2 separate regions of the Mus musculus genome follow, and region 2 is linked to region 1. A link is a contact called in ENCODE POLR2A ChIA-PET data. All regions are on one chromosome and are shown on one strand. Each heading gives the region's core, a stretch centred on a gene start or an enhancer-like site at or near the end of the contact. The rest is flanking DNA. Distances are from core to core; before and after follow the strand shown.

What was found. ChIA-PET counts read pairs that join two places held with the same protein, here RNA polymerase II (POLR2A).
Region 2: POLR2A ChIA-PET joins it to region 1 with 12 read pairs in embryonic stem cell. The contact joins the promoter of Ppp1r12c here to the promoter of Hspbp1 in region 1. POLR2A ChIA-PET finds 5 or more read pairs at or near these places in 3 of 5 experiments (Patski and embryonic stem cell).

The regions. Positions count from the first base shown.
Region 1 is chr7:4,682,689-4,689,191 of GRCm38, reverse strand. It overlaps Hspbp1 (HSPA (heat shock 70kDa) binding protein, cytoplasmic cochaperone 1), which reads left to right and starts at 4,211. Exons shown (of 8, transcript NM_001360629.1): 1 at 4,211-4,298; 2 at 4,626-4,920. The coding sequence starts at 4,717.
Region 2 is chr7:4,498,630-4,505,132 of GRCm38, reverse strand. It overlaps Ppp1r12c (protein phosphatase 1, regulatory subunit 12C), which reads left to right and starts at 3,453. Exons shown (of 22, transcript NM_029834.3): 1 at 3,453-3,867. The coding sequence starts at 3,535. It overlaps Tnnt1 (troponin T1, skeletal, slow), which reads left to right. Exons shown (of 14, transcript NM_001277903.1): 14 at 333-563. The coding sequence ends at 378.

The DNA of each region.
Region 1 (6,503 bases), core at 2,962-5,461:
TCTGAATGGTAAGGATATGGCAGGGTGCTAAATCTACAAAATTCCTCCCCGGGACAGCCATGGCTACACAATAAAACCCTGTCTCAAAAAACGAACAAAACAAAGCAAAACAAAAAAATACATAGTTTTGAAAAAATTTCACACATGTCTATAATGTAGTCTGGTTACTCTCCCCACATCTGTAATTTATTATTTGTATGTGTGTGTGCAGATGTGAGTTCACACGAGCGCATAATGTTTGTAGAGGACAAAGGCTAGCCTCTAGTGTCCTTCCTCATGAGCTCTCCACCTTGGGTGTTTGTTTTTGGAAACAGGGTTTTTCTGTGTAGCCATGGCTGTCCTGGAACTCACTATATAGACTAGGCTGGAATCAAGATACACCAGGATGTTGTAGATCTGTAACTGAGAGCAGAGTACATACTTTAAACTCAGCACTCATCATGCAGATATGGTCAAACTTCTGTGAGTTTAGCAAGTCCCAGGCCAACCAAAGCTATATAGTAAGACCCTGTTGTGCCCCCTCCACAAAAAAAAAAAAAAAAAAAAATCCTTAACTGAATCTCATCTTCAAAATTTCTTCTGGCATATAAGGTCATATATTTATAGGTTCTGAGAATTAGAGCTAGAATGTATGTGTGTGTGTATGTATGTACATATACATACATATATATACATTATATACAACACATATATGTATATGTATGTATATGTGTCTATGTATGATGTATATATGTCTAATGATATATGATACCACATAGTATAAATGTACATAGTATATTTATATGTATATATAAATATTAAACACATACACACCATGATGATAGCCTAGATGCAAGCTCCTTGCATATTATGAAAGTTACAGTATGATACATAGATACATATATAGAGATAAATACATTTGTAATAACCTATACGGAATGTGATCATATAGCTTTTCCATCTCTACTGAGATTCTTTAGAGTAAGAGGACTCCTATTAATAATAGCATATACCTGTAATCACAGTATTCGAGAGGAAGAGGAATTCAAGATCAGACCAGATATATAGCAAGTTCAAGACCAGCCTGGGCTACAGAGATCCTTTTTAAAAACCTAGAGAGGCCGGGCGTGGTGGCGCACGCCTTTAATCCCAGCACTCGGGAGGCAGAGACAGGCAGATTTCTGAGTTCGAGGCCAGCCTGGTCTACAGAGTGAGTTCCAGGACAGCCAGGGCTGTAGAGAGAAACCCTGTCTCGAAAAACAAAAACAAAACAAAACAAGAAAACCTAGAGAATAGGGTTAGGGAAATGACTTAGTTAGTAAAATATTTGTTGCACATGATAAGGGACCTGAGTTTGAGTCTCAGCACCCACAGGGTAGGTGTAGTAGTACATGGTTATAGAGAAGTGGAAACAGGAAGATTCTCTGGGATTCAATAGCCAGCTGGCATAATCTAACGGGCAAGCTCCAGGGTCAGTGACAGACCCTATCTATAAAAAATAGATAAAAATAAAAGGTAAGGCTGGAGAGATGGCTTAGCAATTGAGTTCTATTCTTTCAGAGGACCCAAGTTCTGTTGCCAGAACCCATGTCAGGAAGTTCTCAATTACTGGTAACTCCAGCTCCAAGGAATACAAAACCCTCTTCTGGCCTACACATATACACATACATAAAGAGTCTGGATCAGGTGAGATTGCTCAGCAGTGAAGAGCATCGCCTGCAGCCAGACAGTGGTGGTGCACGCTTTTAATCCCAGCACTTGGGAGGCAGAGGCAGGCGGATTTCTGAGTTCAAGGCCAGCCTGGTCTAGAGGACAGCCAGGGTTACACAGAGAAACCCTGTGTCGAACAAACAAACAAACCCCCCAAACAACAAAACAAACAAACAAACAAACAAACCGCACTGACTGCTCTTCGAGAGGTCCAGAGTTCAATTCCCAGCAACCACATGGTGGCTCACAACTACTATCTATAACAAGATCTGATGCCCTCTTCTGTCATGCAGATGTATATGCAGACAGAGTACTAATAAAAATAAATAATTTCTTTTTAAATACAAAAATCAAGCCAGGCAATGGTGGCAAATACCTTTAATCCTAGCACTTGGGAGGCAGACACAGGTAGATCTCTGAGTTTGATTCCAGCCTGGTCTACATAATGAGTTCCAGGACAGCCAGGGTTACACAGAGAAACCCATATCAAAACAAAATTAAAAACAAGATATTTGTTAACAGCAATAGTAAGAGTTACAGGGAACAAACCTTATCTTCTGGCCCACAAGGGCACCAAGCAGGTACATAAGGTGTGTATATATACACAAGTAGGTAAAATACTCATACACAAAATAAAAATGAATAAAACGGAGCAGGGTGAGTGTGCATACTTTTAAAAAATATTTATTTATTATTATACACATGTACACTGTAGCTGTCTTCAGACGCACCAGAATAAGGTGTCAAATCTCATTACGGGTGGTTGTGAGCCACCATGTGGTTGCTGGGATTTGAACTCAGGACCTCTGGAAGAGCAGTCAGTGCTCTTACCCGCTGAGCCATCTCGCCATCCCTGAGTGTACCTACTTTTAAGGCGTGTGAATATTTATGAGTTGTAGGGCAACCTGCTCACATCGTTCTGCAGGCCTGCCCAGGCTACATACTGAGAGCCTCCCCAAAACAAAACACCAAAATAAGGAACCATCTCCAAAACAAAAAACAAAAGAGGGGTGGGGTGGGACGGAGAGAGAGTTCAATGAGAGATATTTCAATGATTAGGAACTCTTGTTGCTTTATTGCTCTTGCTGAAGACTCAGGTTCAACTCCTAGCACCCAATTATGATGGCTCACAACCATCTGTAACTCCAGTTCCTGGCAATCCATCAAGCAAGCATACAGTGCACGCACATACATGCAGGCAAAATGTTCAGGGTCAGTGGTGGCACACGCCTTTAATCCCAGCACTCAGGTGGCAGAGGAAAGTGGATCTCTGTGAGTTTGAGGACAGCATGGTCTACAGAGTAACTTCCAGGACAGCCAAGGCTATACCGTAAAACACTGTCTCAAAAAACAAAACAAAAACTAACCAACCACAAACTATTTGTACACAAGTAAATAGGTAAGTCTACAAAAAAATTAAAAGAACAACAATAATTTAAGAGGCTGAAGAGATAGCTTGTCATTAAGAGTACTTACTGTTCTTGCAAAGAGCCTGAGCTTGGTTCCTAGCACCCATATATATATATATATTGGTTGTCTCATAACTGCCTGTAACTACAGCTTTAGTTTGTCCTTTGTCTCTGGCCCCATAGAAACCTGCATTTACAGGCATCTGCCTCCTCCCCTACTACATAATTAAAAACAATCTTTAAAAATAAAATCTAGCCGGGCAGTGGTGGCCCACACCTTTAATCCCAGCACTCGGGAGACAGAGGCAGGCAGATTTCTGAGTTCGAGGCCAGCCTGGTCTACAAAGTGAGTTTCAGGACAGCCAGGACTACACAGAGAAACCCTGTCTCGAAAAACCCAATAAATAAATAAATAAATAAATAAATAAATAAATAAGTAACTCTAAAAATATTTTTAAAATGATTGGAAGATCGAAGGTGGAAGACAGCTGATGTTGACATGGGACTTCCCACACACCATGCATAGTCACATGAAGACACACAACTCACACAGAGTATTCCACACTGAAACCGGTAATAAATGGGGAAACTGAGGCCTAGAAAAAAGTGAGCCCGAGTCTCAGGTTACAAAGGTGGGATATTAGGGGAGATATCCCGAGACTCTAGGAGCAAATGCAGTTAAAATCAGTTGAGTGAGGAACAAAACCGTCTGAGCAGCAGCAGCAGCAGCAGCAGCAGCAGCAGCAGCAGAGAAGGGGCGTGGCCTACGCAGGGGCGTGGCCGAACAGGACAAGCTGAAGTTCCAGGTACTAAGAGGCGGGACTTGACTGGGACAGGCCGAAAGGCCTAGAAAAGAGGCGGGGAATATGGGCATAGGCGGGGCCTATGCCTGGGAGGGGAGGAGTTCGCCATGAAAGTCCCTTGTTTGCTAAGATAAACAGAGGAGCTAGGGGGCGGGGCTTATAACAAAAGCGCGAAATGTAGGGGCGTGACAAAGAGAAAGTGGTGGGGGCCTAGTCGACAGAGGCGGAGCTAAGTGCCGCATCCGCTAAGAGGTGCTGCTTAGAACTGGGCAAACAGCTTGGGGTGAGGCACTTCCGTGTGAGAACTGCGTATTTCCGGTAAAGATGGCGGCGCCCAGTAGAGTCAGGTGCAGCCTAGTCTATCTTTAGGCGTGGTGGCAGCTCTAGACCCGGCAAGGTGAGATCAGCCCCATTGGGGCGCCCCTCTTCAAAGACACGGGAGGAGAATTGTTGCTAAGGAGACTGAGCGAAGGCTTGTTGCCATGGAGGCGGGGCAGTGGGGTTGCTAAGAGACGAGGACGCAAGCTGGGGAGCTTGGGGGGGCTCGTTGCCAGGGAGTAGGTGGGGCCTGTTGCTAGGGAGCAAGGAGGGACATCTGGATTTGGGCAAGGGTCCTGTTAGTATGAAGGAAGGAAAGGGGGCTATGGTTAAGGTGGTTGCAGGCAGAATGGTTTGGGATCATGAGAAGACTCCTAACACCTTCAAAACTCCACCTTCTCAGCAGACCTTCAAGAGTCGACCCATCCGGACACCATTGCTGCCTCAGCGGTGACCATCAATTTCCTTTAAACACATTCTTCCTTCACAGAAAGTCCATGGCAGACAAAGGCTCAGGGGGCAGTCGCCTCCCTCTTGCGTTGCCTCCGGCCTCTCAGGGTTGCTCGTCAGGGGGCAGTGGTTCCTCGGCGGGGGGCTCAGGCAACCCCCGGCCTCCACGGAACCTCCAAGGCCTGCTGCAGATGGCTATTACTGCGGGTTCTCAGGAGCCAGACCCCCCTCCAGAACCCATGAGCGAGGAGGTAAAGTATGAGGACCTAAGAAGGTTGGGTGAGGGTCCTGAGGATCTAAGTGTCTTGGGGAGAGTGGCTTAGTGAGCTACAAGCTGTTGTCTTCCTGGGTGGTGAGCTAGAGTCTAAATGTGGCATCATGATAGGGTGAAGGTCAGCTGTAAAGTGTCCGATCGCAGCCTTGTATTGGGAAGTCTCATGATGAGTGAAAAGTCTAAAAGCAAGCTGGGTTCTCTAGACCCAGGCAGAACTAGATTCAGCTTTGTCTCCACAAGTGTGACCTTGGGTATATTATTTAATCTTTCGAATCCTCAAGTGTTCGTTCATTTTTGAATTGATGGTGATAATAGTAATGATAGTGTCTTATCAGGCAATTCTGATGTTCCAGTCTATACTGACTCGTACACAACGTAGTTGGGTTTTGCCAGTTGCCAGCCATGACCTTGGTTGGGCAATTCACATCCTTTCTTTGCCTCTGATTTTTTTTTTTTAATCAATGAATTTGGAATAGCTATAATAAAACCTTACAGAATTGTCTTAAAGGTTGATAGGAATTTTTCATGTAACTTTTTTTAATTGACATTTACGATACATAGAATATTGTAGTAATTCAGTTAAGTTACAGAATAATTTATACATGTTGTGTCATGTTGTGCCAAGGTGGAAATAGGCATAGAGCAATGAGATAGTTTGCCCAAATTTGTCCAGGAGCGTGATTTCAAAGCCTTACAGCTTCTTCCCCTTTTCTTTCCTGTTTTGAGATTGCGGTCTCAAACAGACCACGCTAGCCTTAATGACCTTACCCTCCTGACCTTCCTGCCCCACCTCCAAAGTCTTGGACTTACAGATATATGGTAGCCATTTCAGTCCTCCTGAAGCGCCCTTTTGGGGACAGTGTAGTTTCTGGTCTTCCTCTGGACTCCTTTCTTTTGTTATCTCTTGTTCTCCTCATTCTCTATCTTTTCTGGCTTTTTTTTTTTTTTTTTTAATTTCTCCAGACGACAGTTGGCATGGCTGGAGAGCCCTTCTTGTTCCAACTTGGTAGCAAGTGCAGACCAGGGATACTATTCAAACCTCATGTAGTTCTCAGGACTTTTGTCACAATACAGAACCATCCAGCTCACCACAGCCTCCGGTTGTATAGCTGATCCTCAAACCTGACATCTTTTGGGAAATGGGCGGGACTTGTTGCTGAGGACAGAACCCCTGTATCAGCCTGACTCCTCTTTCTCCCCTCCTCCCTTAGCTCAACAGTTGGTTCTCTCTTCAGAGTCCAGGATCTGGCCATATTTCACACTGATACACAGATGAGGTTGTTCTTGAACTTGCTTCTGCCTCCATCCCACCCCGTGCTGGGATTATAAGCATGTGCCACCGAAACCTGCTCCATAAACTTTTCTCTTGCATGGACTACTTAGAATCCTAGTAAGCGCTCTTTCCCTGCTCCTATGCTTCTCAGTCCACCTCTCTGCCTCTCCTCGGGAGAACTCCCTTCCCAGCTCCACCCACTTCATTCAGAGCAGAATCTAGGCCTTTGCATCTGTTTGTAAGATCCAACTTGCTCCTTTCCTGGGGTGTTTCTCTCTCCTCAACTT
Region 2 (6,503 bases), core at 2,204-4,703, 180 kb after region 1:
GCACTCAAAGGGGGTCGTAGCTCAGTGGTAGAACCACTACCTAGAATTCCCCGTGAGGGGCTGGGGGCGTGGCTCATAGGTAAACCCCTGCCTAGAATCCCCCAGTGAGAGGCCTGGTTTGTGGTTCAGTGGTAAAGTACTTACTTAACATGGGAGAGGCCCTGACTCAGTGCCCAGTACTGCAAAAAAGAAATAGCACTGCTGGCCTCTGCTCCCGACTTCCTCTGGGTGGGGGTGGGTATTTGGTGGACTTCCTGAATTTTAAAGATGCTGTGCTAAGCTTATCTCGGAGGCTCAGAACCTCTTCCTGACACCACCTTCTTCTCCCACAGCCGAAAGGGGGCTGGGAAGGGTCGAGTTGGAGGCCGCTGGAAGTGAGACTGCCAGGACATGACCTGCTGTGTGGAGCCCAGGAGCCACTGGAGCGTGTCCCATCTGTAACTCAAAATAAAGTGCCCCCAGGCATCTGCTTAAGTTCTTCAGGGTTGTTATTATGTGGGTTGATCGACATCTCCATACTGCCTGGGAGAGCCATCAACTGTCATTAAAGAGAGTTCAAGTTCATGACTGGGAGTACAACTTGTCTAGAGCTCATGAGACCCTGGGGTAAATCTCCAGTTCTGCTTAAACTAGATACGATGGCGAGTGACAGTAATCCCAGCACCGGGGAGGTAGACACAGGAGGCTCGGGGTTTCAAGGTCATTCCTTGGCCACACAGTGAGTTCAAGACCATCCTATATGAGAAATAAAGACAATACAGGTGGTAGTGGCATATGCCTTTAATCCCAGCACTCGGGAGACAGACACAGGCATATCTCATGAATTTGAGGCCAGCATGGTCTACAGAGCGAGTTTCAGGGCATCAAGGGCTACACCAAGCTACACCAAGAAACCCTGTCTCATCAGACAGACAGACAGACAGACAGGGCTGATAGAGGAATAGATTTATAAGCTGTGATCCTAGGGCCCAGGACACAGCCCAGCAGGTAGATGTGGATCCTGCCAAGCATCGTGACCTGGGTTGGATTAGACCACAACCCACATGGAAGGAAGAAGTAACTTCTGCAAGTTGCCCTCTGCCCCCCACATGTGTTGTCATACGTAAGCATACATGTACAATGACTAGAACGACTAGCAAAAGACATGTGGTTCTGGGGCAGGAGCAAGGGCTTAGCAGTCATCAGTTTTGCTGCTCTCCCATTCAGTGGTTAGAAGGGTGTGCACGAATGCTGTGCTCAGGAACTCAAAACCGGAACATAGTTTTTGGTCAGTGCTCTCCTTCCTTGTGGGTCCCAAGGATGGACTTCTTGCCTTGGGGAAGAAGGGTGGGTGTGTGTGTGTGTGTGTGTGTGTGTGTGTGGTGTGGGGTAGGGTTCACGTATCTCATATCAGGGTTATCCTTTTGGATTTATGACCATTGTTTCCCAGGACTCGAGCTTTTTATGGCTTATTTCTCTGCATAAATCCAAAGATTATGGAGTGGGTGGGCTGCTTTAGTTCCCCTTAGGAAAAACGTTTGTTTTCCCTATGCAAATTTTGACAGCTTTCTGTTAAGACTTTGGTAGGTCTGTGTTCCTGTTTCAAAATGTTTTTTTTATCCTTCTCAAATTGGATTTTTAGGGGAGATAATGTGAAATATCACATTATTTTTATCAGGTGTTTATTAGGTGTTCTTATCTGTTGGAAAAACTTTCAAACCTAGTGGAACATCACATTTTAGACTTACAAAGTCATGCCAGGGGGTGGCTCAGCAGTTAAGAGCACTAGCTGCTCTTCCGGAGGTCATGAGTTCAAATCCCAGCAACCACTGAGTGGCTCACAACCTTCCTTAATGAGAAAACAAAAACAAAACACAAACAAACAAAAAACCTATGGGCTGGAGAGAGCAGGGCCGGAGCGAAAGGGGGTGGGGGGAGGAAAAAAAAGAACCGAACAACAAAATCAGGCCCAGAGAGCATGATACAATCTGAATTATAATTCCTAGTGTCTTTTGCAGCCCCAGGTGGGCTGAAGAAAAGTATGTGGTTATTTTGGTCATGTTTGAGGGCCCTCTTTCTGGTATGCTCAGGGAATTATTACCACTAGAAAACGTGGGCTCGTTCTTGGTCTGGAAACTGACTTCTTAGGTACCTTGCATTCTGAGACATATTTGGAAGTCTGGAGCTGAACCCTTTGGAGGCGTGGCCTTGAGACTACATTTCCCAGCTTGCCCTATGTTATCTGATTTCCTTGAACTTTGCTCGGGAACTTTATCGCCATGTTAAAAGATGAGTTTGGCGGTGACAAGCTTTAATCTTGTTTGAGAACTCAATTTCCCGTCGGCCCTTGGTCTACCTGATGCCTTAGGGAGCCCATTCATTCATTCATTCGAAATATTTTTTATTGCCTACTCTCAGGCTTAGTTCTAGTCATTAGGACTAAGAGGGTCTCAAAGAAAACAAATCGAGTTTACTTATAGCCGATGGGAGAGGGACAGATTCAAAACCAAAACAAGTACGGCATGGTGGCACTCCTTTAATTTCATCACTCCAGAGGCAGGAGGAGGCGGAGTTTTGTGAGTTCGAGGCCATTCTGTCTGCATAGTGAGCTTCAAACCAGGCAGGGCTACATACTGAGACCCTGTCTCAAAACAAAAATAACCCCCCCCCCACACACACACACACACAAACAAACAGACTCCTGTAATCCCAGCAATTAGGAGATGGAGACAGGAAGATCAGAAGTTCAAGGGCATTATTAATGAGTTCGAGCGCCATCCTATCTCAAAACAAATCGTAAAAAGTATGCAAAATTTATTTCTATCTCTCAGGATCCGCTATCCGCTATCATTTCCCATGCGCCTTGGGGTAGTCACTTTACAAAGTACACTACATTTCCCAGCATGCCCCAGTAGCCTGTCCGGCCGCTCTACCCAGATTCCCAGCACTCCCTAGGGACATGTCCTCCTTTAGGCAGTTCTCTTTTTGCTTGTTTTTTCGAGAGAGGGTTTCTCTGTGTAGCTCTGGCTGTCCTGGAACTCAGGACCAGGATCAGACCAGACTGGCCTCGAACTCACTGCCTCCCAAGTGCTGGGATTGAGGGCGTGCCTTTTGAGTTTTTCGTTCGACCCCTTCCAGCTCCGGATTTCTAAACGTGCCTCAGGATATATAGCGAGTCTAGCGAAGACTTCCGCTTGTAGAACCCATTTCCCAGCACTTCTGCCGGCCTGCCGGCTGCCTCATTCTCTAACCTATCTGCTCAAGTTATGCAAGGCTCCTCAATGGGGAGAAACTCCACTTCCCAGCTCGCTACGAGGGGCTTCTTTTTAGGCCCTTGCCCCCAGCGATAGCTACGCAAGTCTCAGGCGGGACTCGGTTACCCAGAGGGCTTTGGGTCGGCGCCGTGACGTCAATATACCGAGCGGGGGCTGGGCGAGCTTCTGGGCGGTGCTTGTCGCGCGGCGGTTCCCGGCGGCCCCCGGGGCGGGCGGGTGGCGGCTGTTCGTCGCCCGGTGCTCGCTCGCTCGCTTAGTAGGCGGGCGAGCGGCCGGCGCGATGTCCGGCGAGGATGGTCCGGCAGCGGGCCCGGGGGCGGCGGCGGCTGCTGCGGCCGCCCGTGAGCGGCGGCAGGAGCAGCTGCGGCAGTGGGGGGCTCGGGCGGGCGCCGACCCGGGCCCCGGGGAGCGGCGAGCCCGCACGGTCCGCTTCGAGCGCGCCGCTGAGTTCCTGGCGGCCTGCGCGGGGGGCGATCTGGACGAGGCTCGCCTGATGCTGCGCGCAGCGGATCCCGGTCCCGGCTCCGGCGCTGCGTCCGACCCCGCCGTCCCTCCGCCTGCCCGTGCCGTGCTCGACTCCACCAACGCGGATGGCATCAGCGCCCTGCACCAGGTCAGCGCCCCCGCCCCGCGTCTTCGCCACTCGGGCATCCTCCCTCCTCGGCCCTGATCCACCTCCCCTCGACTGTGCCATCGCTGAGGATCCCGCCTGCTCTGTGGCCGCCTCTTCTCTGTCATTCGTGCTGTCATCTCTCTCCCGTGCATTTTTTGCAGCATCGCTTACTTCCGTGCCTATGCTGGCCGGGTTCCTCCTTTCCTAGCTGGTACTTGTTTGACTGTGCTGAAGTCTTTCCTGACCCAGGCCTGTGGTTTCGTTCTCCTGCACTCTGACTTGACCCTCTTTAGGCCCAGGTCCTTCAGTGTCACTTCTTTGAAGGTCCATCCTGTTTGTGCCTTCCTCTTCTTCCCGTGACTTGTGCTGTACGTTGTGGCCTCAGGACAGTGTACCACGTTGTTTCCTTGAAAAGGCATTTCCTCTGTCGCGTCATCCTTTGCTTTTTTTTTTTTTTTTAATCTTTTCTCTTACCTACAATCCCATGTCCTTAATTACATTATCAATTCATCCCCCCCCCCCCCAATTTGGGGAGCTTGTCACCTCTTATAGAAGTTTCTCCTCAACTCTCTTTCTCTGTTTACATTGTTTGCCTTCCTGGAAACTTGTAGGCATTTGCTCTTCGAGGAGCTGGACCACTTTTCCTTTTGTTTTGTTGTTTTTCCTTTAGACAAGGTCTTGCTATGTAGCCCAGGCCATCCTCAAATGCAGGTCCTTATGTCTCTGCCCTCCTCCTCCTCCTCCTCCTCCTTCTTCTTCTTTTTTTCGAGACAGGGTTTCTCTGTATAGCCCTGGCTGGGAACTCACTGTAGACCAGACTGGCCTCCAACTAAGAAATCCGCCTGCCTCTGCCTCTGCCTCTGCCTCCCCAGTGCAGGGATTAAAGGCGTGCGCCACCATGCCAGGCCCTTCTCTGCCCTTCTTATTTCTGGAATTACATGGCCACTTCACCTATTGTTGGTTCATCTCCTAGACTTTATTTAGGCAACCAACGTCCTTCTTCAAAAAGTGTGCCCTCTCTCCTAGATTTCCACCCTATCACCTCCCAGGATTCTAGAACCTATTCCACACATTATTTTTTTCCAGTGCTCTGTGCCCGAGAGTCAGGACCATCTTGTGTTGTTGCTTGGGTTCTTCTGGATTCAGGATGCTTTTATTCAGTTAGGATGACCGAGAACAAGATAAGTCACACAAGAGCCTACATCCCAGTTCTCCCTCCTGGTCTCAGTGTTGGTCCAATGTCAGTCTTCTGGTGGGCAGCTTCTTTCATGGCAACTTCCATCTCCTGGGTTGTCCTCTCTTCTTGCTAGGATCCCGTAGTTCAGTTACTGGTGGGAACAGAGGGGATCCTGGAAGGGACGCCTGCTGCCTGTGGAGATGGGAAACAGAGCGAGGGTATTTGACAGGTTCAATTTTCACACTTGCAGGTAGAGAAAAAACACCCAGAATCCATCCGTCCTGGGCTGCGATGTAGCTTGGGTGGTAGAGTGGGTACTTAGAGCTCAGGAAACCAGGGGCTTGGAAAGTGGAAGCAAGGTGATTGGAGGTTCAGTGTCAGCTTCAGCTACAGAGTGAGTTTGAGGCCATTCTCGGCCACATGAGACGTAGTCACAAAAACAAAACCAGTCAATCAGTACTGACTTAATGTCTGTTTGCCTGTCTGTTCTTTGTCTCTTTTATCTTGAGTGTTCTTTCTCTGTGTCCTTTAGCTTTCTTACTTGTGGAATGGGACCAGTGGTCACCTCTGTCCCTAGAAGCTCTGGTGAGAAGTGTCATGTGGAAGCTCCTCCTTGAGGCCTACATGATCTGCCGGTGTACCCTGGGAATGAGTTCCCAGTGTTGTCTGGGACATTTTCCTTTACATACAGCAGGGCACTACTTCCCTGCGGCCCCTCTCAGGGTCTCAGCATCTTTAAACAGTGCAGGAGAGCAGTTCAGACTTCTAGCACCACCCAAGTCCCTGGCTTCTGAGCTTTCTCTTCTGACTGCATCCCTCTCCTCTGCATCTGCTGGAGGCACTAGAGCACCTCCTCTGACAGGACCTGTAACCTCAGGCCTGGCCTGTCAGGCAGCCTTCCAGGTGGGTCTCTCCTCCCACCGCTGCGATACCTTGGTGAACTCACTCTTCAGGGCTTTGCAGGAGGCTTGGATGATTGGGAAAGGAGATGCAAAGAGAGCAGTTGGTTTACAGGGCCAGTACGCAGAGGGAGCTTGGGTCTAGAGTGGGGTGAGTGTGCTGTCACCACCTTGTACTGCCCTGGCTTTAGCAGTGAAAGTTCCAAGAGCTAATTTCAGTCCCAGGAAAACAAGGACATTTGGTCACTCTGTCTGGTGACTTCTGGTGTCTCCTGATTTCTATACCTGGAGCTGTGTTTTCAGTTTTAAACCCTCCTTGGGGCATCAGCTTCCTGCCGTGATATTTCTTGAGCCCCAACTTCTACCTCACCAAGACAGGGATACTCTTTTTTTTCTTTTCTTCCCTTTGTCCAATAATCTGCCTTGCCCAATAATGGCTATGAGTTGGGTCTATGGTTGGCAGGGCTGGGAGTTAAGAGTCCTAGGTTTGAACAGGGGAGAGATTTTGTGCTCAAACACATGGATCTGAGGGAGGAGGGGCAAGTCTAAGAAAAGAGGAT